Linked DNA regions of Homo sapiens: regions 1, 2, 3, 4, 5 and 6 are each linked to region 7. A link is a contact called in ENCODE Hi-C or POLR2A ChIA-PET data. All regions are on one chromosome and are shown on one strand. The core of a region is the stretch at or near the end of the contact, and the rest is flanking DNA. Distances in the headings are between cores, read along the strand shown. Region 1 holds the start of LINC01841 (long intergenic non-protein coding RNA 1841). Region 2 holds the start of SYCE2 (synaptonemal complex central element protein 2). Region 3 holds the start of NDUFB7 (NADH:ubiquinone oxidoreductase subunit B7). Region 4 holds the start of ADGRE5 (adhesion G protein-coupled receptor E5). Region 5 holds the start of DNASE2 (deoxyribonuclease 2, lysosomal). Region 6 overlaps CACNA1A (calcium voltage-gated channel subunit alpha1 A). Region 7 holds the start of ZSWIM4 (zinc finger SWIM-type containing 4).

Evidence for each region. A loop is a pair of places that touch in the nucleus more often than their neighbours do. ChIA-PET counts read pairs that join two places held with the same protein, here RNA polymerase II (POLR2A). Pooled maps may share reads with other maps.
Region 1: a loop to region 7 is called in a map with no recorded cell type, with 5 times the contacts of the local background. The contact joins the promoter of LINC01841 here to the promoter of ZSWIM4 in region 7. A Hi-C loop is called at or near these places in 1 of 37 single-sample maps with no recorded cell type and 2 of 50 pooled maps. POLR2A ChIA-PET finds 5 or more read pairs at or near these places in 4 of 52 experiments (CD8-positive, alpha-beta memory T cell, WTC11, activated CD4-positive, alpha-beta T cell and 1 more).
Region 2: a loop to region 7 is called in a pooled map, with 3 times the contacts of the local background. The contact joins the promoter of SYCE2 here to the promoter of ZSWIM4 in region 7. A Hi-C loop is called at or near these places in 1 of 50 pooled maps. POLR2A ChIA-PET finds 5 or more read pairs at or near these places in 2 of 52 experiments (activated CD8-positive, alpha-beta memory T cell and activated T-cell).
Region 3: a loop to region 7 is called in a pooled map, with 5 times the contacts of the local background. The contact joins the promoter of NDUFB7 here to the promoter of ZSWIM4 in region 7. A Hi-C loop is called at or near these places in 3 of 50 pooled maps. POLR2A ChIA-PET finds 5 or more read pairs at or near these places in 2 of 52 experiments (GM12878 and activated CD4-positive, alpha-beta T cell).
Region 4: a pooled map shows a loop between it and region 7 (4-fold over the local background). The contact joins the promoter of ADGRE5 here to the promoter of ZSWIM4 in region 7. A Hi-C loop is called at or near these places in 5 of 50 pooled maps. POLR2A ChIA-PET finds 5 or more read pairs at or near these places in 2 of 52 experiments (CD8-positive, alpha-beta memory T cell and GM10248).
Region 5: a pooled map shows a loop between it and region 7 (7-fold over the local background). The contact joins the promoter of DNASE2 here to the promoter of ZSWIM4 in region 7. A Hi-C loop is called at or near these places in 4 of 50 pooled maps. POLR2A ChIA-PET finds 5 or more read pairs at or near these places in 2 of 52 experiments (A673 and OCI-LY7).
Region 6: a pooled map shows a loop between it and region 7 (4-fold over the local background). The contact joins the enhancer-like site here to the promoter of ZSWIM4 in region 7. A Hi-C loop is called at or near these places in 6 of 50 pooled maps. POLR2A ChIA-PET finds 5 or more read pairs at or near these places in 2 of 52 experiments (GM10248 and H1).

What each region holds. Positions count from the first base shown.
Region 1 is chr19:14,362,555-14,365,562 of GRCh38, reverse strand. It overlaps LINC01841 (long intergenic non-protein coding RNA 1841), which reads left to right and starts at 1,573. Exons shown (of 4, transcript NR_134908.1): 1 at 1,573-1,691.
Region 2 is chr19:12,918,016-12,921,269 of GRCh38, reverse strand. SYCE2 (synaptonemal complex central element protein 2) reads left to right here and starts at 1,977. Exons shown (of 6, transcript NM_001105578.2): 1 at 1,977-2,027; 2 at 2,933-3,048. The coding sequence starts at 2,013. It overlaps MIR5695 (microRNA 5695), which reads right to left and starts at 950; the gene lies at 866-950. RefSeq lists an enhancer at 2,158-2,297.
Region 3 is chr19:14,570,228-14,573,460 of GRCh38, reverse strand. NDUFB7 (NADH:ubiquinone oxidoreductase subunit B7) reads left to right here and starts at 1,395. Exons shown (of 3, transcript NM_004146.6): 1 at 1,395-1,572. The coding sequence starts at 1,461. RefSeq lists an enhancer at 1,174-1,463.
Region 4 is chr19:14,379,821-14,383,052 of GRCh38, reverse strand. ADGRE5 (adhesion G protein-coupled receptor E5) reads right to left here and starts at 1,609. Exons shown (of 20, transcript NM_078481.4): 1 at 1,508-1,609. The coding sequence starts at 1,529. RefSeq lists a silencer at 121-260.
Region 5 is chr19:12,879,677-12,882,767 of GRCh38, reverse strand. DNASE2 (deoxyribonuclease 2, lysosomal) reads left to right here and starts at 1,319. Exons shown (of 6, transcript NM_001375.3): 1 at 1,319-1,478; 2 at 1,616-1,796; 3 at 1,888-1,966. The coding sequence starts at 1,393. RefSeq lists cis regulatory regions at 1-197, 937-1,497 and enhancers at 1,392-1,501, 1,161-1,788.
Region 6 is chr19:13,259,864-13,262,529 of GRCh38, reverse strand. It overlaps CACNA1A (calcium voltage-gated channel subunit alpha1 A), which reads left to right. Exons shown (of 47, transcript NM_001127222.2): 26 at 920-1,080. Among named protein-coding and RNA genes, the nearest start is that of IER2, 110 kb to the right of the region's middle. RefSeq lists enhancers at 1,155-1,384, 593-1,792. Within about 2 kb of position 1,334, at least 7 of the 41 ENCODE cell types and tissues checked have a DNase peak (open chromatin) inside an H3K27ac peak, as active enhancers do.
Region 7 is chr19:13,793,654-13,796,692 of GRCh38, reverse strand. ZSWIM4 (zinc finger SWIM-type containing 4) reads right to left here and starts at 1,250. Exons shown (of 14, transcript NM_001367834.3): 1 at 892-1,250. The coding sequence starts at 1,044. RefSeq lists an enhancer at 587-656 and silencers at 897-1,106, 1,127-1,616.

The DNA.
Region 1 (3,008 bases), core at 324-2,823, 570 kb before region 7:
ACACAGAGTGCAGACATCAGGAGGTGGGAATCATGGAGGAGTCTTGGAGCCTGTCTGCCTCACCTCCTCTCCTCTAGTATTCCTAGTTTTTTTTTTTTTTTCGAGATGGAGTTTTGCTCTTGTTGCTTAGACTGGAGTGCAATGGCAGGATCTCGGCTCGCTACAACCTCTGCCTCCCAGGTCCAGGTGATCCTCCTGTCTCAGCCTCCCAAGTAGCTGGGATTACAGGAGCCCCCTGCCACACCTGGCTAATTTTTGTATTTTTAGTAGAGATGGGGTTTCACCATGTTGGTCAGGCTGGTCTTGAACTCATGACCTCAAATGATCTGCCTGTCTGGGCCTCCCAAAGTGCTGGGGTTACAGGCATGAGCCACCAAGCCTGGCCTCTTTGCTGATTTTCATCTGTAACTTTCACTGTAATAAACCATAACTGGGAGTAACACCACTTTTCTGGGATCTATCAATCTCAGCAAATTATTGACCCTGAGGGTGGTCTCAGGGACCCCCGACACAAGCCCCATTTCCCAGCCACCATCTTTTGCAATCTCCATTGCCCTAGTCACCGAATGGCATATTCTTATCCATTTGCTATTTCCTGCCTCTCTCCTCTGGATCAAAGGCTCTGGAAGGTCGAAAACTCATCTGTCTTTCCCATGAAAGGCTGTAGAACAAAATGGTCAGGGGTCAAGTCCTGGCCCTGTCACTTTTTCATTGTTGCTGAGTCAAGGTCTCAGCCAGGGTGGAGTGCAGCAGTGCAGTCATAGCTTACTGCAGCCTTGAACTCCCGGGCTCAAGCAATCCTCCCACCTCAGCCTCCCTTGTGGCTGGGACTACAGTCACATGCCACCACAGCCAGCTATTTTTTTTCTTTTAAGACAGGGTGTCGCTCTGTCACCCAGGCTGGAGTGCAGTGGCATGATCTCGGCTCACTGCAACGTCTGCCTCCCAGGTTCAACTGATTCTCCTGCCTCAGCCTCCCGAGTAGCTGGAATTACAGGCATGCGCCACCACGCCTGGCTAATTTTTTTTTGTATTTTTAGTAGAGACGGGGTTTCACCATGTTGGCCAGGCTGGTCTTGAACTTCTGACCTCAGGTGATCCGCCTGCCTCGGCCTCCCAAAGTGCTGGGATTACAGGCTTGAGCCACCAAGCCCGGCCCCACACCCAGCTAATTTTTATTTTTTGAGACGGAGTCTTGCTTTGTTGCCCAGGCTGGAGTGCAGTGGCACGATCTCAGCTCACTGCAATCTCCACCTCCCAAGTTCAAGCGATTCTCCTGCCTCAGCCTCCGCAGTAGCTGGGATTACAGGCATCCGCCACTACGCCAGCTAATTTTTTTGTATTTTTAGTAGAGACGAGGTTTCATCTTGTTGGCCAGGCTGGTCTTGAACTCCTGACCTCAAGTGATCCGTCAGTCTCAGCCTCCCAGAATGCCTGAAGGTTAGCTTTTAAGTGTTGGTTACTTTATCTCCTCAGTAGCTAGATCAGGGTCCAGGTGGTCAGGATTCAGTCAAAAGCAAGTGATTAAGGAGACTCCTCTGGGGACTTTGCGATGGAGAGGCAGGAGGGGCCACGAGCGGGGGTGGGGAAGAGAAGAGGGCACAGAGGCCAGCGGATGAGAGAGACACCAGGGAGCCTGGGATGCCTGCCCGAGGCTCTGGCCACGCCCATGCCCTGCCTGTCCCGCTAAGGTGAGCTGGTCCTTCTGTGATCACCCGGGGAGGAGGCCTACAGGAGCTGCAGAGCTGAGTAGAGAGGGAAGGCGCGGGGGAGGCCAAGTCCCACGGGTCTGGGCTTCTAGGAGGAAACGTGTGGGAGGTTGGGACGGGAGGCGTGGGGGCGGGGGACAGGCAGGGCAGCTGGAGCCGGGGCTGTAGTCGGGCGCCGGCCAAGCCCCAAAGAAAGCCTGTGTTGGGCAGCGTCCGGTCTGGCCTGGCCTGGGAGGATGCCTGCTTGCTGCTGGGGGGCCCTGGAGATGCCGACGTAGCTCTGTACCCCCGGGAGGAATGTGACCCCCTCCCCACCCCCAGCCTCCAAATTTTTCCACATAAGGCTTCAGGGGTGCTCATGCCGCATGAGTTCAGGACAAAGGAATCAAAAGCACATGGACTGGATTCCCTAGGGAGGAGAAATTCTGGAAATAAGACGAAGAGGAGGACAAAGGGGCCCGGGGGCGGGGTGAGGGTGCTGGGACGGAAGCGGGGGGCGGGGATTGGGAGGCAGCCGGAGAAGGTGCCTGGCTCTGAGTGGCCTTAGACTGGGGACACATCTCAGCTGGGGATGAAGGCCACTGTGGCCCCGGACCGCCAGGGCAACTCCTTGGACCTCTCTGAGCCTTGTTCCTTCCTTTTTTTTCTTTTTTCTTTTTTTTTTGAGACGGAGTCTTGCTCTGTCACCCAGGCTGGAGTGCAGTGGCGCGATCTCGGCTCACTGCAAGCTCTGCCTCCCAGGTTCACGCCATTCTCCTGCCTCAGCCTCCCGAGTAGCTGGGGCTACAGGCGCCCCCCACCACGCCCGGCTAATTTTTTGTATTTTTAGTAGAGACGGGGTTTCACCGTGTTAGCCAGGATGGTCTCAATCTCCTGACCTCGTGATCCGCCCGCCTCGGCCTCCCAAAGTGCTGGGATTACAGGCGGGAGCCACCGCGCCCGGCCACCTTGTTTCCTTTCTTTTGGCCCAGATTCTTGGGGCAAAATACTTGGAGTCCTCCATGTCTCTGTCTCTGTTTTATTTTGTTCTCTCTTTCTGTTTCCTTCTTTCTTCTCTTTCTTCGTTCTCTGTCTCTCCTTCCTTCCTTCCTTCCTTCCTTCCCTCTCTTTCTTTCTTCTCCTTCCTTCTTTCTTTCATCTATCTCTGTCTCTCCTCCCTTTCTTTCTCCTTCCTTCCTTCCCTCCCTCCCTCCATTTCTTCCTTCCTTCCTTCCTTCCTTCCCTCTTTCTTCTCCTTCCTTCTTTCTTTCTTTCCTCTATCTCTATCTCTCCTCCCTTTCTTTCTCCTTCCTCCCCTCC
Region 2 (3,254 bases), core at 728-3,227, 880 kb after region 7:
ATCACTTGAGCCTGGGAGGTCGAGGCTGCAATGAGCCGTGATTACACCACTGCACTCCAGCCTGGGCAACAGAGTGAGACCCTGTCGTTAAATACATATTTATGTGTCTAAATAAACACAAGTACCCTGGAATCTTGCCATTTCCATCAAATCTGAACTTTGGCTGTGTAGGGGTGAAGAGAAAGCTTCCTTATTGCCCTCTGAAGTTTCACTAAAAATTACTGAGAAAAGGCAGATTAATAAGAGAAAAGGAATACGAATGTATTTGATCATAGTGTTACCTGACAAGCCTTCAGAATGAAGATCCAGAGATACAGGGGAAACTGTGTTTTTGTTTTGTTTTGTTTTGAGACGGAGTCTGGCTCTGTTCCCTGGGCTGGAGTGTAGGGGCGATCTTGGCTCACAGCAGCCTCAGCTTCCCAAGCAGCTGGGATTACAGGTGCCCGCCACCATGCCTGATTAATGAAAAGTGTCTTATGCTTAGGTTCAGCAAAGTTTGAACACCCAGGTAGAAATTTGATTGGACAAAAAGGGTTTGTCGTGGTTCATACTTGTAATCCTGACACTTTGGGAGGCTGAGGCGGGTGGATCACTTGAGGCCAGGAGTTTGAGACCAGCCTGAGCAACATGGAAAAACCCCATCTCTACTAAAAATACAAAAATTAGCTGGGCATGGTGCATCTGTAATCCCAGCTACTTGGTTGGCTGAGAATCGCTTGAACCTGGGAGGCCAAGGTTGCAGCGAGTTGAGATCTTGCCACTGCACTCCAGTGTTGCCTGGACAACAGAGCAAGACAAAAAAAAAAAAAAAAAAAAAAAGCCGGGGGGGTCGTCTAATACTAATAGGCTGAGTGGGGAAACCCAGCAAGGCCTATCTGTCTAGATTCTTCTTGGAGTCTCAGGAATGCATGCTCAGAGAGGCCAAGAAGAATCTAGATAGATAGGCCTTGTGTGGGGCAGAAACTTCTTTGAAACGGGGGTCTTATGACCTACAGTCAATAGGGTAGATCAGATAATTTCTTCTTTTTTTGAGACAGCACTTTGGGAGACCAAGACGGGAGGACGGCTTGAGCCCAGGAGTTGGGGATCAGCCTGGGCTCAGCACAGTGAGATCTCATTTCTACAGGAAAAAAAAATATAATTATGTGTGTGTGTGTGTGTGTGTGTGTGTGTATATATACATACAATCTTTTTTTTTTTTTTGAGACGGAGCTTTACTCTGTCACCCCGGCTGGAGTGCAGTGGCATGATCTCAGCTCACTGCAACCTCTGCGTCCTGGGTTTAAGCAATTCTCCTGCCCCAGCCTCCCGAGTAGCTGGGACTATAGGCGCCCGCCACCACGCCCGGCTATTTTTTGTATTTTTAGTAGAGACAGTTTCACCATGTTGGCTAGGCTGGTCTCGAACTCATGACCTCAGGTGATCCACCCGCCTCGGCCTCCCAAAGTGCTGGGATTACAGGCGTGAGCCACCGCGCCCGGCCAGAAAAATATTTTTAAATTAGAAGGGCCTGGTGAATGACACTGCTACTCAGGAGGCCGAGGCAGGAGGATCGCTTGAACCTGGGAGGTCGAGGCTACAGTGAGCTGTGATCGCACCACTGCACTCCAGCCTGGGCGACAGACCAAGATCTTGTCTCAAAAAAAAAAAAAAATTGTTATGGAGTATATTTTCCAAGGCAGAGTGGATGAAGTTAGAAGCACCGAATAAATACAGGACTCTGAGATCCGTATAACCTGGGCGCCCCGTGGAACCCAGGAGCCTCACAGGGGCACACAAGCGCACCCAGAGCGCGCCGTCCTGCTCCCAAGGGGCGCCGACTGCGCGCGCAGCCCGCGGACCGCGAAACTGCTGCTTAACGGTCGGCCCCGCCCAGTTGGCCGCGCAAGTTCTCAAAGAGGGCGGGGCCGGGAGCACGCGTCACAACACACTCGTCCGCGGGAGCGCAGCTGGCCAGGGGCGGGGTCGGCGCATGCGCAGAGGGTGCGAGCTTGAAGGCGGGAAAATACGGAATGGAGCGACAGGGAGTACGCGGCGCTTGTTTCCTTCTCGCGCGTGGGGCGGGCGGACAGATAGGCAGGGAACGGCTGCGATCCCAGCCATCTCCAGCGGACCCGAGCCCGGCCGCTTGTCCTTTGCCATTGGGGCTCCCTCTCATCAGGCCTGGCCTCAAATTTCCTGACTGACTGAACCCGGCCCTGACTGACGCACTGACGGGTCTGATTTCCACACATGGCGCGTGGCCGGAACGGAGTAGAGAAAGGCACAAACACCCACGCACCGCACCCGTTTCTTTCATTTCTTTTTTTTTTTTTTTTTGAGACGAAGTATCACTCTGTCGCCCAGTCTGGAGTGCAGTGGCGTGATCTCGGCTCACTGCAACCTCTGCCTCCCGGGTTCAAGTGATTCTCCTTCCTCAGCCTCCCGAGTAGCTGGGATTACAGGCACGCACCACCACGTCAGCTAATTTTTGTATTTTTAGTAGAGACGGGGTTTCACCATATTGCTCAGGCTGTTCTCGCACTCCTGACCTCGTGATCCGCCCGCCTCCGCCTCCCAAAGTGCTGGGATTACAGGCGTGAGCCACCGCGCCCGGCCTCATCTCTTTTCTCCTACCTCTTCTCCTTTCTCGAAGGACTCCAGCCAACACACATACCAGTTAGGAGCCCAGGTCCTCCAGTTACATTCCCACAGCCCTGCCCTCACCCGGCCCCTCTAGGTCTGGTGTCCTGGTGTCCCCTAGGGACAGAGTGTCCTTTCACCCCATGCCCCTGCCCTCATGGCACCTGCCCCAGCCCTGCCCGTCTTTCCTGCGGGTCCCCACCGTCCCGCAGCAGCACATCGAGGTGACCAGGGTTGAAGGGTCGGCAGGAGGGCGATCTGTTCACTCCTCATCCTCCCTCCTTGGCCTCCGTCCTGACTGTGCTTGCAGGTGGACGTGCCCCATGTGAAATGCAAAGACCAGGAACCGCAGCCCTTGGGGGAGAGCAAGGAGCATCCGCGGTGGGAAGAGAACTGCGAGGAGGAAGCTGGTGGAGGGCCAGCTAGGTGAGGAAGATCCCAGCCCTATGGGTCTACACAGGCCCCTGGGTCCCTCTCATTCACCCTTTTCTTCCACAAGGCTATGCCAGTGTCTGCTGCTTTTTTTTTCCCTCCTAACACAGCGTCTTGCTTTGTCACCACGCAGTGGCATGATCACGGCTCACTGCAACCTCCACCTCCCAGACTCAAGTGATCCTCCCACCTCAGCCTCC
Region 3 (3,233 bases), core at 146-2,645, 780 kb before region 7:
GCCTGGAACTCCTGGGCTCAAGTTATCCTCCTGCCTCAGCCTCCCGAGTAGCTGGGACTACAAGCGTGCACCACCACACCCAGCTTTTTTTTTTTTTTTTTTTTTTGTAGAGATAGAGTCTCCCTATATTGCCCAGGCTGGTCTCAAACTCCTGAGTTCAGGCGATCCTCCCATCTCAGCTTCCCAAAGCTCTGAGATTACAGGTGTGAGCCACTGCCCTGGCCCATATTTTTTTTTTTCCATTAGACTGTTTTTCTGTTCCATTAGACTGTAAGCTTGAAAGACAGGAACCACGTCTGCCTTTCTGTCTGACCACTGGACCCAGCATACCATACAGTAGATGCCTAATACATGCTTTGTCAGACTGGGGAAAAATATATATTAGATATTAATATTAGATATTAATATATTTTAAAATTGTATAAAGATTGCATATATATATATAATTTATTTGAAATTTCAGCTTTAAATAATTGTTTTTGACCAGGCACAGTGGCTTACGCCCATAATCCCAACACTTTGAGAGGCTGAGGCGGGAGGATCCCTGGAGCCCAAGAGTTCAAGGTTGCAGTGAGCTATGATTGTGCCACTGTGCTCCAGCCTGGGCGACAGAATGAGACCCTATCTCAAAAAATAATAATATAATAATAACTGTATTTATGAATAACTTTTATTTAAATTAAATTTATCAAAATCTTTCTTGGACAGGCACTGTGGCTCATGCCCGTAATCCCAGCAATTTGGGAGGCTGAGGCGGGGGAATCACTTGAGGTCAGGGGTTCGAGACCAGCCTGGCCAACTGGCGAAACCCCGTCTCTACTAAAAATACAAAAATTAGCTGGGGGTGGTGGCGGGCGCCTGTAATCCCAGCTACTCAGGAGGCTGAGGCAAGAGAATTTGAGCCCAGGAGGTGGAGGCTGCAGTGAGCCGAGATCGCGCCAATACACTCCAGTCTGGGCGACAGGTACTGTGTCTCCAAAAACAAAAAATTCTTAAAGTGACTTTATGCAAAATTACATACATTAACGATATAATAGATATCGTGCCTTTTTTAAGAGAAATTTGAATGTTTTCAAAGAAAAAACTTTTTGGAAAATGATATGAAAAATAATTTTAATATGTGCTTTAGCCTCGGGCTACCAGAAGAGCCCCAGATAGGGTCGAGGGAGGCCTCAGTCCCACACCGTCCCCTTCTGCCCCGCCCAGATGGATTTCCAGGCTCAGGGAAGTCCCCTCTCGGGTCCAACCATATCCTGCGAAGAGACACAGCACCTGTCCCGCCTCCGCCTGTCCGCGAGGTGACGCCAGGCGGACCGGAGCGATCCTCTGGAGTCCTTCATCTCTATGATCTCCGCAGCTGCCTAAATGACCCGGAAGCTGTGTCTGACTGAGGGGTCAGTGGTTCCGGGTAGGAGCTAGGTGACCCTCGGCTGCTGCAGGGATCTGCAGCGACTGCAGCCATGGGGGCCCACCTGGTCCGGCGCTACCTGGGCGATGCCTCGGTGGAGCCCGACCCCCTGCAGATGCCAACCTTCCCGCCAGACTACGGCTTCCCCGAACGCAAGGAGCGCGGTGAGGCCCAGTGCGCAGGCGCAGCCAGAGGGCGTGGGGCGCGGGTGCCTGAACACCTGGCACCCCAGGGCTGGCACCCCAGGGCTGGGCTCTAACCTCAGGTGTTGTATCTGGGTTTGGGTCTAGACTAGGAGTCCACAGGACGTGCATGACCCCACCTCAGTGTGGAGGCGTTCCAGCCCAAGGGCACGGCTTGAGCAAAAGCCAGGGAGCAAAAGTGAGGCGACAAGTGGGGGTTCGGGCAGGAATGCGACGCGCAGAGCTGGGTCGAGTCTTTTTTTTTTTTCTTTTGAGACGGAGTCTCGCTTTTTCTTTCAGGCTGGAGTGCAGTGGCTTGGTCTCGATTCACTGGCAGCCTCCACCTCCCGGGTTCAAGCGATTCTCCTGCCTCAGCCTCGCGAGTAGCTGTGATTACAGATGTGTACCACCATGCCCAGCTACTTTTTTGTATTGTTAGTAGAGACGGGGTTTCTCCTTGTTGGCCAGGCTGCTCTTGAACTCCTGACCTCAAGTGATCCGCCCGCCTCGGCCTCCCCAAGTGCTGGGATCGCAGAAGTCAGTCACCACGCCCGGCCTCGGGCCAAGTCTTGGGGGACGTGGGGAGTCATGGGAGGGCAGGGACACGTTCATTGTACCCCCTTCCTGATGTCACTGCAATTGTGGGGTATGCACAAGGAAATAAGGAAGATTCGAGCTGCAAATACTGTCCTGCAAAGTGCTTTGTTTTGCTTTGAGACGGGATCTTGCTCTGTTGCCCAGGCTGAGTGTAGTGGCACAATCACAGCTCATTGCATCCTCGACCTCCTGGGCTCAAATGATCCTCCCGCCTCAGCCTCCCGAGTAGCTGGGACTACAGGAGCGCCCCAGGATGCCAGACTGATTTTTTATTTTTTGTAGAGTTGGGGGTCTTGCTGTGTTGCCCAGGCTGGTCTCAAACTCCTGGGCTCAAACGATCCTTCTGCCCAGCCTCCCAAAGTGCTGGGATTGAAGATGTGAGCCACTACGCCCAGGATGGTTTTTTGGTTCGTGTGTTTGTTTTTGCTTTTAATGTAGTAATATCACAGGCATACCGAGCACCAGCTCTGGGCCACGTCCCACATTAGGCACCGCGGATACAGCAGGGAACTGGAGGGATGCAGGCACTGTCTCCAGAGAACTCAGCACAGTGGGAAAGATTGTGGAATCAGGCAGAGCTGGGGGTGTCAAAGCAGGCTTCCAAGAGGCAGTGGCTGGAAACAAAGACGTGAAGGGTGGCCGGTCGTGGTGGCTCATGCCTGTAATCCCAGCACTTTGGGAGGCTAAGGCGGGCAGATCACCTGGGGTCAGGAGTTTGAGACCAGCCTGGCCAACATGGTGAAACACCATCTCTACTAAAAATATAAAAATTGAGGCCGGGCATGGTGTCTCACACCCATAATCCCAGCACTTTGGGAGGCCGAGGCGGGCAGATCACGAGGTCAGGGGATTGAGACCATCCTGGCCAATGTGGTGAAACCCTGTCTCTACTAAAAATACAAAAATTAGCCAGGGGCGTGGTGGTGCACACCTGTAGTCCCAGCTACTCAGGAGGCTGAGGCAGGAGAATCGCTTGAACCCAGGAGGCAGAGGTTATAGTGAGCCGAGATCACACCACTGCACTCCAGCCTGGGCGACAGAGCAAG
Region 4 (3,232 bases), core at 360-2,859, 590 kb before region 7:
TAAAAAAAATTTTTTTTGGCTGGGCGCGGTGGCTCATGCCTGTAATCCCAGCACTTTGGGAGGCGGAGGCGGGTGAATCACCTGAGGTCAGGAGTTTGAGACCAGCCTGGCCATCATGGTGAAACCCCGTCTCTACTAAAAATACAAACACAAAAACTAAAACAAAAAACTAGCCGGGCATGGTGGCAGGCACCTATAATCCCAGCTACTCGGGGTGGATGGGGGCGAGGCAGGAGAATCGCTTGAACCCAGGAGGCGGAGGTTGCAGTGAGCCGAGATTGCACCATTGCACTCCAGCCTGAGCGACAAGAGCGAGACTTTGTCTCAAAAAAAAAAAAAAAAATTTGTTTTTGGTAGAGACAACGTCTCGATGTGTTGCCCAGGCTAGTCTCCAGTCCCTGGGCTCAAGAGATCCACCTGCCTCGGCCTCTCAAAGTGCTGGGATTGCAGGTGTGAGCCACTGTGCCCAGCCAACACTTTTAAAATGCTGTTTACCTAATTCTTACTGTGAACCAGGAATAGTTTGTGTCCTAACTCACTCATCCCTTAAAACAATCTAAGACGGAGACGGGTTGTGCTCCATTTTATAGATGAGAAAAGTGAGGCGCAGAGGCTCTCTGACTTGGCCCTGGTGACACAGACAGCCAGGGCGTGGAACCCTTGGGAAGCCAGGTCTTGGCAACTGCCCCCAACAAGTGTGCCCCCAAGAAACCCAAGGTGGGCTCTTGTCTCTCACTCTCAAGCCAAGGCGGGGTGCTGAGCTGACACCTGCCACTTGGGGCTGGCCCAGGGAAGCTGTGTCCCTGTGGTCCAGGAAGTTCTGGTTTTTGCCCCAAATGTCATTTCTTCACTCTCTTTGTTGCCCCGTTGCTTAGGCAACGAGCTACCCTGATAACCGTTACAGTCACCTTGGGTGGGGCGGGAAAGGGAGTCCCAGGAAGTCACAACAAAAATCAAATTCAAACCCAGAACCAGGCAAAGTCCCTTCGATCCGCAGCTGAGCCCCAGCCAGGTCTGCGGGGAGCAAGAACTGGGGTCTCTGGGGGCTGCCCCTGCTGCTGAGACTGCGAGGGACAAATTGGGGGTACCTTGCAGTGGAGAAGTCCTGGCTTCTAGCTTCCCCACCCCCGCCCATGTCCTTCTATGCGTTATATTAAGCACAGCGGCTCTCAGGGTCCCAGCACTCACTTTTTGCCCCTTTCCTTCCCCCGTGCCTCAGTTTCCCCTCTTAGGGAGCAGATGCCAGACTGGCTCCAGTAGAAAGCTTGAGGATCCCTCCAGGCAGGGTAGCAGGCTCCAAGAGCACCCTGGAGTTCCTGCCGGGGTGTGGGGGTGCCCAAGCACCACCAGCCCCTCTCGCCGTGTGCCCGTGAGTGCCTGCTTGACCATGTGGCTTCCTCTATCGCAGGCCCCACAGACACCAGCGGCGCCTCCCGTTTCTCAGACGCAGCCAAGGGGTCCCGCTGGAGCTTCCTCGCCCCTCCCAGCGGGGCCCCAAAGTACTTACCGAGAAAGACGCGGCCTCCCATGGTTGGAGCTGCCGGCAGGAGCGGCAGGGGAAAGAGTGAGTGGGACAGGGCTGTCCCGTCTCCACAGGCTAGGCAGCTGTGCAGGCTGTCCCGAGGCCAGGACTTTATGAAGGAGGGGGGGCGGACAGCCGCTGGCCCAGGGCCCTCCCCGGAACTGGCGGTGCAGCTGGAAGCCAGCAGGAAAGTGCAATAAAAACACAGACCCAGGGGCGCTGCATACACACACACACACACACACACACACACACACACACACACGTGCACTCAGTAAGAATGAAGTGCAACCTGCTTTCAAAAACCCTCTGCTAGAGTTTCCACCATGTGGCTCTGACGAACCCTTTGGCCTCTGTGTTGGGGCTGGCTGCTCTGAGGGGAAGGTGTGGCAGCCGGGCGGGGCGGTCTTGCCTGGGGCCACTTGGCTCTTCCCTGGGCAGGCGCAAAGGGGTCTTGTCAGAAATAGCTCTGGACGCCCACGCTGGTGGGACTCGCCCTGTGCCCAGAGCTTTGGCATGCCAGAGTTGGCAGAGCCTGCGTCCCAGCTGGCAGAACGTTTCCCTGCCATTTTCCAGATGAGGAAACAGGTCGGGTGCAGAGGCTCGCACCTGTGATCTCAGCACTCTGGGAGGCCGAGGCAGGAGGATCGCTTGAGCTCAGGAGTTTGACACCAGCCTGGGCAACATGGCGAAACTCTTGTTTCTACAAAATAAATAAATAAATAATCCAGGCTGGTGGCAGACATCTGTAGTCCCAGCTACTACTACTCAGGAGGCTGAGGCGGGGAGAATCACCCGAGCTGGGGAGTTTGAGGCTGCAGTGAGCTATGATGGTGCCACTGCACTCCAGCTTGGGTGATAGAGTGAGATCCTGTGTCAAAAACAAAAAGAAAGAAAGAAAACTGAGGCATTACAGTGTCCACATAAAAGCCCAGGGAGGGAGAAGGGGCCCTCTTCCGATGCCAGGCAGGTGCCAAGAAGAGAAGCTTCACCGCACAGAGCAGACCTCCTGGATCTTTCTGATCTTTCTAAGCCAGTTTCCCCCTGTGGGAAACTTATATTTCAGAGGCCTCTTCGTTAATCAACAGAGAATCATGTGATAGGAGGGTTCTTTCCTTTCTGGATAAATCACATGATTAGCTTGTCTCTTGAGCTACCTCATAATTTTTTAAAACGCTATTTTTTGGCTGGGTGCGGTGGCTCACACCTGTAATCCCAGCACTTTGGGAGTCTGAGGTGGGTGGATCACCTGAGGTCGGGAGTTCGAGACTCAGCCTGACCAACATGGAGAAACCCTGTCTCTACTAAAAATACAAAATTAGCCGGGTGTGGCGGCACATGCCTGTAATCCCAGCTACTTGGGAGGCTGAGGCAGGAGGACTGATAGAACCCAGGAGGCGGAGGTTGTGGTGAGCTGAGATTGTGCCCTTGCACTCAAGCCTGGGCAACAAGAGTGAAACTGTCTAAAAACAAACAAACAAACGCTATATATATTTTTAAGAGATCTTACTCTGTCACCCAGGCTGGAGTGCAGTGGCACCATCACAGCTCACTGCAGCCTCAAACTCCAGGGCTCAAAGGATCCTCCTGCCTCAGCCTCCTGAGGAGCTGGGACTGCAGCTGTGCACCATCACGCCTGGCTAGTTTTTTCTTAAGTTTTTTTTTTTTTTTTTTTAAGACAAGCTCTCGCTATGCTGCCAAGAAAATGCT
Region 5 (3,091 bases), core at 70-2,569, 910 kb after region 7:
CATGATCCTTTGAGGCTGAGGTGGGAGAATCACTTGAACCCCGGAGTTCCAGAGCAGCCTGGGCAACATAGTGAGACCCTCATCTCTGCAATGAACAATTATCTGGGTGTGGTGGCACAGGCCTGTAGTACCAGCTACCTGGGAAGATCTCTTGAGCCCAGTAGGTTGAGGCTGCAGTGAACTGTGATGGAGTCACTGCATTCTAGCCTGGGTGAGAAACCATTATCCTGTCTCAAAACGACAAAAAACAAACATACAGTCACCTCTTTGCTAGCTCAGGGGATCCTGGAGAAAACGTGCAGAATGAAAAAGGAGAGTCTGGGTGGCGTGGATTACATGCCTGTAATCCCAGCACTTTGGGAGGCAAGACAGGTGGATCCCTTGAGCTCAGGAGTTCAGCCTGAGCCACATGGTGAAACCGTGTTTCAAAAAAAAAACTACAAAAATTAGCTGGGCATAGTGGCATGTGCCCGTGATCCCAGCTACTCGGGAGGCTGAGGTGAGAGGATCACTTGAGCTGGGGAGGCAGAGGTTGCAGTGAGCCAAGATTGCGCCACTGCACTCCGGCCTGGGCAACAGAGCGAGATATTGTCCGGGAAAAAAAAAAAAAAAAAAGGAAGGAAAAAAAAAAAGAAAGAAAAAGGGGAAGATACACTGGAACACAAATGCTTCTTAAGGGGCGCAGTGGCTCACTTCTGCAATCTTGGCACTTTCGGGGGCCGAGGCTGGTGGATCACGAGGTCAGGAGTTCGAGACCAGCCTAGTCAACATGGAAAAACCCCGTCTCTACTAAAACTACAAAAATTAGCCGGGCGTGGTGTCGGGCGCCTGTAATCCCAGCTACTCGGGAGGCTGAGGCAGGATAATCGCTTTAATCAGGAAGGCGGAGGTTGCAGTGAACCGAGATCGTGCCATTGCACTCCAGCCTGGGCGACAAGAGTGAAACTCCGTCTCAAAAAAAAAAAAAAAAAAAAAAAAAAAAAAAGAGGAAGAACAAAGGTCCCAAGAGTTGGACCCAGGTTGTAGGGCTGGAATAAAAAATAAAATACAAACTTGTGCCTGATCCAGAAACCCGGGCGGGAGTTGGGTCAGACAGAAGAGCGTGGGCTGGGATTAGCTACCACGAAAAGGAACGGTGGCCAGGCTCCAGGAGACGCTGGAGCGCCGGGCCCGTCGTGGGCGTGGTCTGGGCAGACTCAGCGTTGCCTTTTGCCTCTCCAAAACGCAGCATCGCGTCTCGGGGGAGGAGTCTGTACCCTCGTGATGTCCCCGCCCCGGTTCCCAGGCAAGTTTAGGGAAGTGAAAGGCGCCAGGTGCCAGTCCTGGCCTCTGATGTAACCCAGCGCCCCGCAGTCCCGACACAGATTCCTGGATCTCAGCCCCATAGCAGCTATGATCCCGCTGCTGCTGGCAGCGCTGCTGTGCGTCCCCGCCGGGGCCCTGACCTGCTACGGGGACTCCGGGCAGCCTGTAGACTGGTGAGTGCGCAGCGGGGGGCCTACCATCGCCCCGGGGTCCGGCTGCGGTCACTCAACCGGGATGGCTACCTCCTCGGGGAACCCTGGGGTGCCTTCTCTTCCCTCTCTCCTATTTCTGTGCATTCTCCGACCTCCAGGTTCGTGGTCTACAAGCTGCCAGCTCTTAGAGGGTCCGGGGAGGCGGCGCAGAGAGGGCTGCAGTACAAGTATCTGGACGAGAGCTCCGGAGGCTGGCGGGACGGCAGGGCACTCATCAACAGCCCGGAGGGGGCCGTGGGCCGAAGCCTGCAGCCGCTGTACCGGAGCAACACCAGCCAGGTGAAGGGGGCCCCGGGCCAACTAGGGGCGAAACTCTAGGGCTGCCCTGCCTGGGAGGAATTTCACGTTGCCTCCGTTTATCCGCCCGCAGCTCGCCTTCCTGCTCTACAATGACCAACCGCCTCAACCCAGCAAGGCTCAGGACTCTTCCATGCGTGGGCACACGAAGGGTGAGGCCTGGATTGGGGGCTGGGGAGAGACTCGGGTCCCATTTTTCCAAGGTAACCCCTGACGTGCATGGGGTGGTCGGGGAGATCTGCACTGTCAGACCCTGGGCATCTATTCCCCCCAACTTTTTTTTTTCTTTGTTTTTGAGACGGTGGGAGTTCGCTCTGTCACCCAAGCTGGAGTGCAGTGGCACAATCTTGGCTCACTGCAATCTCTGCCTCTGGGGTTGAAGCAATTCTCCTGTCTCAGCCTCCCAAGTAGCTGGTATTAAAGGCGCACCATCACACCAGGCTAATTTTCATATTTTTAGTACAGACGAGGTTTCACCATGTTGGCCAGGCTGGTCTCGAACTCCTGGTTTCTACCTCAAGTGATCTACCCGCCTTGGCCTCCCAAAGTGCTGGGATTACAGGAATGAGCCACCCTGCCCAGCCGAGTTCCTATGCATTTTTCCAAGCTAACCCCTGACCTCCATAGTGGGGTGGGAGATCTCCCCTGTCAGACCTTGGGCATCTATTTCCCCTATTTTATTTTCTTTTAGACAAGGTCTCACCCAGTCACCTAGGCTGGAGTGCAGTATCACAGCTCACTGCAGCCTTGACCTCCCAGGGCTCAGGTGATCCTCCTACCTCAGCCTCCCAAGTACTGGGCCTGCCGGTACCCCCCACCACGCCTGGCTTTTTTTTTTTTTTTTTTTTTTTGCGGCACTCTCTCTCCATCACCCAGGCTGGAGTTCGGTGGTGCAATCTCAGCTCACTGCAATCTCCATCTCCCCAGTTCAAGCGATTCTTCTGCCTCAGCCTCTGGAGTAGCTGGGATTACAGGTGTGCGCCACCATGCCCAGCTAAATGTTGTATGTTTTAGTAGAGATGGGGTTTTACCAGGTTGGACAGGCTGATATTGAACTCCTGACCTCAGGTGATCCACCTGCCTTGGCCTCCCAAAGTGCTGGGATTACAGGCGTGAGCCACCACACCTGGCCTACTTTTTGTATTTTTGTAGAGTGGGCTTTTGCCATGTTGCCTAGGCTGGTCTCTAAGTCCTGGTTCAAGCAATCCACCCACCTTGGCCTCTTAATGTGCTGCGATTACCGGCATGAGCCGCCACACCTGGCCTGTTTCCCTACC
Region 6 (2,666 bases), core at 85-2,584, 530 kb after region 7:
GCAGTTTTTCTTTAGATGAAGTGTCTTGGGGTTAAGATCCTTTTTCCTAATTCGCATGAAGGCATCATATGGATTTAAAAGGGTATAACCGTGATCTGGGAAGCAGGAACTAGATTTCTTGTTCCATAAAATTTTGACTTTTCATCTACCTATTCTAGGCTCTAGTATCTCCCATTCCAAAATAGCATGAACCAGCATTTCCCAAAAGCCTGTCATTCAAAAACATATATATATATTAAGGGAAATAAAATCCAGTCATTAGAGCACCCACTTTCACTCTATGCTTCACCTGGGGGTCCCCAGTATTATCTCTTATGTAATATGTTTCTTTAAATCAAGTCACACCCGTAATCCCTGCATTTTGAAAGACCAAGGCAGGAGTGTTGCTTGAGCCCAGGAGAATGAGACCAGCCTGGGCAACATAGTTAGACTCTGTCTCTACTAAAAATTAAAGACAGAAAACAGATACTGTTATGGAAATCTAACCAAATATGGCTGCCTGCCTAAGGCTTTGTGCATTGACAACTGCTCTTTCTTGGTTAAAGAGGGAAAATGTCAATGGTAGGTGTTAACATGGTAGCAACTAAGTAAAAATTTCTCCTTCACTCAAAAGGATTGAGAGAGTTGGAAAGGAAGTAACTTTGTTACCTTGTTTTTCTGTGTTGGGCTCCTGTATCACTTAAAAGCATCTCTGGTATCCCATCTGGGAGTTTTAGATCCATAGAATGCCAGGATTGAGTCCAACTCCTCCAACGCTTATTTCTGAAAGCTGGGGGGACCTTACCCTAGTGACTTGACTTATGACCTTGCCTGTAAAATGGGAATGATCATGGCAGTATTTTGGTATGATGGGCCACTGGAGGCAGAAGGTTGGGCAGGTCCCCAGCCCCTCATGCTCTCTGTCAACTCCACCCCACAGGCTGTGTTTGACTGTGTGGTGAACTCACTTAAAAACGTCTTCAACATCCTCATCGTCTACATGCTATTCATGTTCATCTTCGCCGTGGTGGCTGTGCAGCTCTTCAAGGGGAAATTCTTCCACTGCACTGACGAGTCCAAAGAGTTTGAGAAAGATTGTCGGTGGGTCTCCACTTTCCAGCACATTCCCATTGGAACCAGCAGGTGGGCAGGGGGGAAGTGGCTAGAGGCATTGGCCACTTGGGCTCAGAGACTGGAGAAGTGATGAGCCTTGGAAGTGACTCAGTTGCAACCAGCTTGGATCTTGGGTAGAAAGAAAACCGGTTTTAGAATTTGAGTCACCACCCAGAGCCACAGAATGAGTCATAAGCAAATTGATTGACCTTTCAGCCACCGCCTTTGTCATGTGAGGGATATTAATACACATCCACAGTTCCTTACTTGAAATCGTTACAGGCAGATGTGTTTCAAAGTTGAGAATATTTTGAGATTCCCATGTGGGACATGACACCCTCAGCTGGGTCTAAGGCAGCCCTATAATCAAACACAATATTTCTGCCATAAAATGTGTAACTATTTACATCAAATGGGGTAAATAACAAGTATAAAGAGCTTCATGTCCAATCAGATCAGGTTTCATTACCAAATAAGTTAGGTAAGAGGCCAGGTGCAGTGGCTCACACCTGTAATTCCAACACTTTGGGAGGCTGAGGTGGGAGGATCACTTGAGGCCAGGAGTTGGAGACCAGGTTGGGCAACATAATGAGAGCCCATCCTACAAAATAAATTTTAAAAGTTAGCGGGGCATGGTAGCACACACCTGTAGTCCCAGCTACCCGGGAGGCTGAGGCGGGAGGATTGTTTAAACACAGGAGTTCAAGGCTGCAATGCACTATGATGGTACCACTGCACTCCAGCCTGCGTGACAGAGTGAGACCCTGCCTCTCAAAAATATATACATATAGGCCGGGCGCAGTGGCTCATGCTTATAATCTCAGCACTTTAGGAGGCCGAGGCGGGCGGATCATGAGGTCAGGAGATCGAGACCATCCTGGCTAACACGGTGAAACCCTGTCTCTACTAAAAATACAAAAACCTAGCTGGGCATGGTGGCAGACGCCTGTAGTCCCAGCTACTTGGGAGGCTGAGACAGGAGAATGGCGTGAACCCGGGAGGCGGAGCTTGCAGTGAGCCCAGATTGGGCCACTGTACTCCAGTCTGGGCAACAGAGCCAGACTCCATCTCAAACAAACAAACAAACAAACAACAACAACAAAAATATATATATATATATATGTATATATATATATGTACACGCACACACACATATGTATTATATGTGTGTGTGTATATATATGTATGTGTATATATAGTGATATTGTTACCAGTGTAAAGTGGCATTTTGCAACACATGGTAGCCTGTTGTTATCTTGATGGCTATTTATTGAAATTAGGAGGATGCCAGATGTCTGGATAGGAGTCTGGAACTAACCCTTGTTTCCTGCCTTGAAAAGGAGTAGCAACCTCCCTTAGCCTGATGAACCTCTAAATGTCCCCTATGTCTCTCTGCCTCCTCCTAAACTCCCTCCACCCCACCCCCAGCAAGCCTGAGGCTCTCACCCTGAGGACTAGAAGTTATCACGTTGGAAGAGGGTGCTGGACCCTGGGTCAGCTCTCCCACCAGGAGTAAGGTTGTGCCATCACCCATGGATTTATCTCAAAGTAGATGCACACGTCATCCCCTATGA
Region 7 (3,039 bases), core at 1-2,500:
ACAGAAGAGAGCTTCTAGGTGCACCTGTCCAGGGACCACCACCCAGGCTCCGCCCCTGCTGTTTTCCTATGGGAAGAGATAGGATAGGTCAGGGGGATGAGGTGGGGAGGAGGAGGGACCCTGGCATTTCAGTAATCCCTGCGGCAAGCCAGGAGAAGACGGGCAGCCCCGAAAGAGGAATCTGGAGGAGTAGAGAGGGGTCCCCAAGGAACAGGTGGAATCTGGAGGCTCGAGGGCAGGAATGAATGGGGAAAAAAGGGGTGTCTTGAGCTGGAATCTGGAGAGATGGGGGAGTTATTTACTTGGGGTGTACGGTAGGGATCTGGAGAGCAGGAATGGGGTAGTGTGAGTCTCTAGAGGCTACGATGGAGGGAGACAGGGTGTCCCCAAGCGGGGGGCCGAAGAGAGGATTGAAGACTGAATGGGGTGCCCTGATTGGCGAATAAAGATGCGGTAGGAAAAGAGGGGTACCGTTGGGGGATAAGGTGGGAAAAGAGGGGTACCGTTGGGGGATAAGGTGGGAAAAGAGGGGTACCGTTGGGGGATAAGGCGGGAAAAGAGGGGTGCCCAGGGTTGTAGGCGGGCCATGGGGGCCAGATCTCAGAGATCTGGGGTTGGTAGGAGAAGAAGGAAGTGTCCTGATTTGGGATCTGGGGCGCTGAGGGGCAGAGATGGCAGAGAAGGGATGGGGGTGGGTTACTGGGTTTGAAGGACAGAAACAGGAGGATGAGGGGGTGTTTCCAGGCAGGGTTAAGGGTCCTGGGGGTGGAATCTCAGGGGGTGTCTCTGATTGGGTTAGCTCTGGAGTCTGGGGATTGTGGGGGAGGAGAAGACAGGTGGGGAAGGTGCTGGGGGTGCGTCCCTGCCCCCGCCCCCTTCCCCCGCGGTCACCTGCTCGAAGGCCCAGCTCTCGGCTACCCGCTTGGCGCTGAGGTCCAGCAGCGCCTCGGGCCGGCCCCGGCCACGCGCGGCCCCGGCCCCGGCATCGCGCTCCTCGGGTCCCGCGGGGCAGCCCCGGCTCCGCTTGGCCGCGGGGGGTTCCATCCGGCCCGGCCGGGGCCAGGGCCGGGGCGGGGCCTCTTTGGGGGGCTCGGTCCGATGCCCGCTCCGCTTCGCCGGCTCCCGCGCCCCCTGCCCTCCTTCCCGTCCGTCCTCTGCGCTCGGCCGCCCCGGGACCCCTACCGCACCCACCCCCGACCCGCGCCGGGCCGGCAGGGTGATGCGGCCCCTTTAAGACTCTTCACAACAATGAAGCTGCTTCAGCCGCCGCTTTAGCTCCGCCGTCGTCCCGCCCCCACCGCCTGTCCCTATTGGCCCCCCCTCGGCCTCCTCGGCCCTCCCCCGCCATTGGCTGCGCCGCCAGACCCGTGTCCAAGCCTCGCTGCTCACTCGATGACTGCGATGCCAGTCTTTTCTTGTTTACCCAACCAGAGCGCACAGCGAGGGGCGCTGTCAATCACGGGGCGCCAGAGGCCAATCAGAGTGGGAGGACCCCCGCGGCCCAGGCCTTATGCGGAGTTTCGGGGCGGGCCCGGGGTTCATTCACAACATTCCTCCCCCGCCTCTCTTGGGCTGGACTGCGCGCCCCAGGCTTCTGGGGCTGCGCCCACACACGGCTTTGTTTACTGAGGGTCGCTTCCGGGCGCCGCGAGGGGACAATCAACATAGCCCGGCCGGTGAGCGAGACAGAGCAGCGGGATCCCTTGGCAGTGGCTCAGCCCCTCGTCCCTCCCAGCTGTGCGACCCGAGAAACTCACTCAACCTCTCTGGGCACCGGGTCAAGTTTTGGTTCTTGTGGGGGCGGAGGGGTCGCAGGCTCACTGAGGGAGCTCATGCGGGCCGCGGACCCCCTCTCCAGAAACAAAGCTCGGTTAGGGGGTTCATAGGTCATCCCTTGAGCCTCAAAACTAGTATAGTACCCCGCCCCTCCTTTCCATGCCCTAGATACTATCTTGGGTCATATGAAATTGCTAATTTTTTTTTACCATTTTTGGCCTGTTAAAATGGCAATTCCATGAGGTTCACCCTAACACTTAATCAAACCCCAGCACCTCTGAGCATTTTTTCTGACTCAGCTTGTGTAGGCCACCGTCTCTGGCCTGGAAGCTGGCCATGGCTTCCATCACCCGTTCCCGTCCCGGCTCCTTGCCAATGTCCTCAGAGGACCCTGCATTTTTCCTTCCTCATACTTCTCACCATTACCATTTATTTATCTGTTTCGGCGGTTTTTTTTTTTTTTTTTTTTTTTTTTTTTACGGAGTTTCACTCTTGTCGTCCAGGCTGGGGTGCAGTGGTGCGATCTCGGCTCACTGCAACCTGCGCCTCCCGGGGTCAAGTGATTCTCCTGCCTCAGCCTCCCGAATAGCTGAAATTATAGGCGCCCACCACCACGCCCGGCTAATTTTTGTATTTTTGGTAGAGACGGAGTTTTGCCATGTTGGCCAGGCTGGTCTTGAACTCCTGACCTCAAGTGATCCACCTTTGGTAGTTGCTTAATTTCAATCTCTCCCTCTCCACTGTGAGCCTCAGGAGGCAGGAGTTTGTCCCATCTGTGCTTTACTGTACCGGCAGCACCTGGAAGGTAGGCGCTTAACCTAGAACTTGTTGAATGTACCAACCAACACATGCTTTGCCTCCATTCAGTTAAATGATAGGCACAGCAGAAAAAAAAAAAAAACAGTGATTATCCACTCATCCATATGGAAGCCCTAGCTTTTTCTTGGAGAAACTTCGAGTCTCACAGCTGCACCCTCTGGCCAGTCTTCACCCACTCTCCCTGCCACCCCCTCAATTAGTTAAACTCCCCTGCAGACCTGCACTGTCCAGTATGGTCACCAATGGCCACAAGTGGTCTCTGAGCCCTTGAAATGGGACTGGCTGAAATTAGGTTGTGCTGGAAAGGTAAAATACAGAGTGGATTTTGGAGACATAGCAGGAAGGGAACAAGGAAAAATATTTCTTTTTTTTTTTTTGAGATGGAGTGATCTCAGCTCACTGCAACCTCTGCCTCCCAGGTTCACGTGATTATTCTGCCTCAGC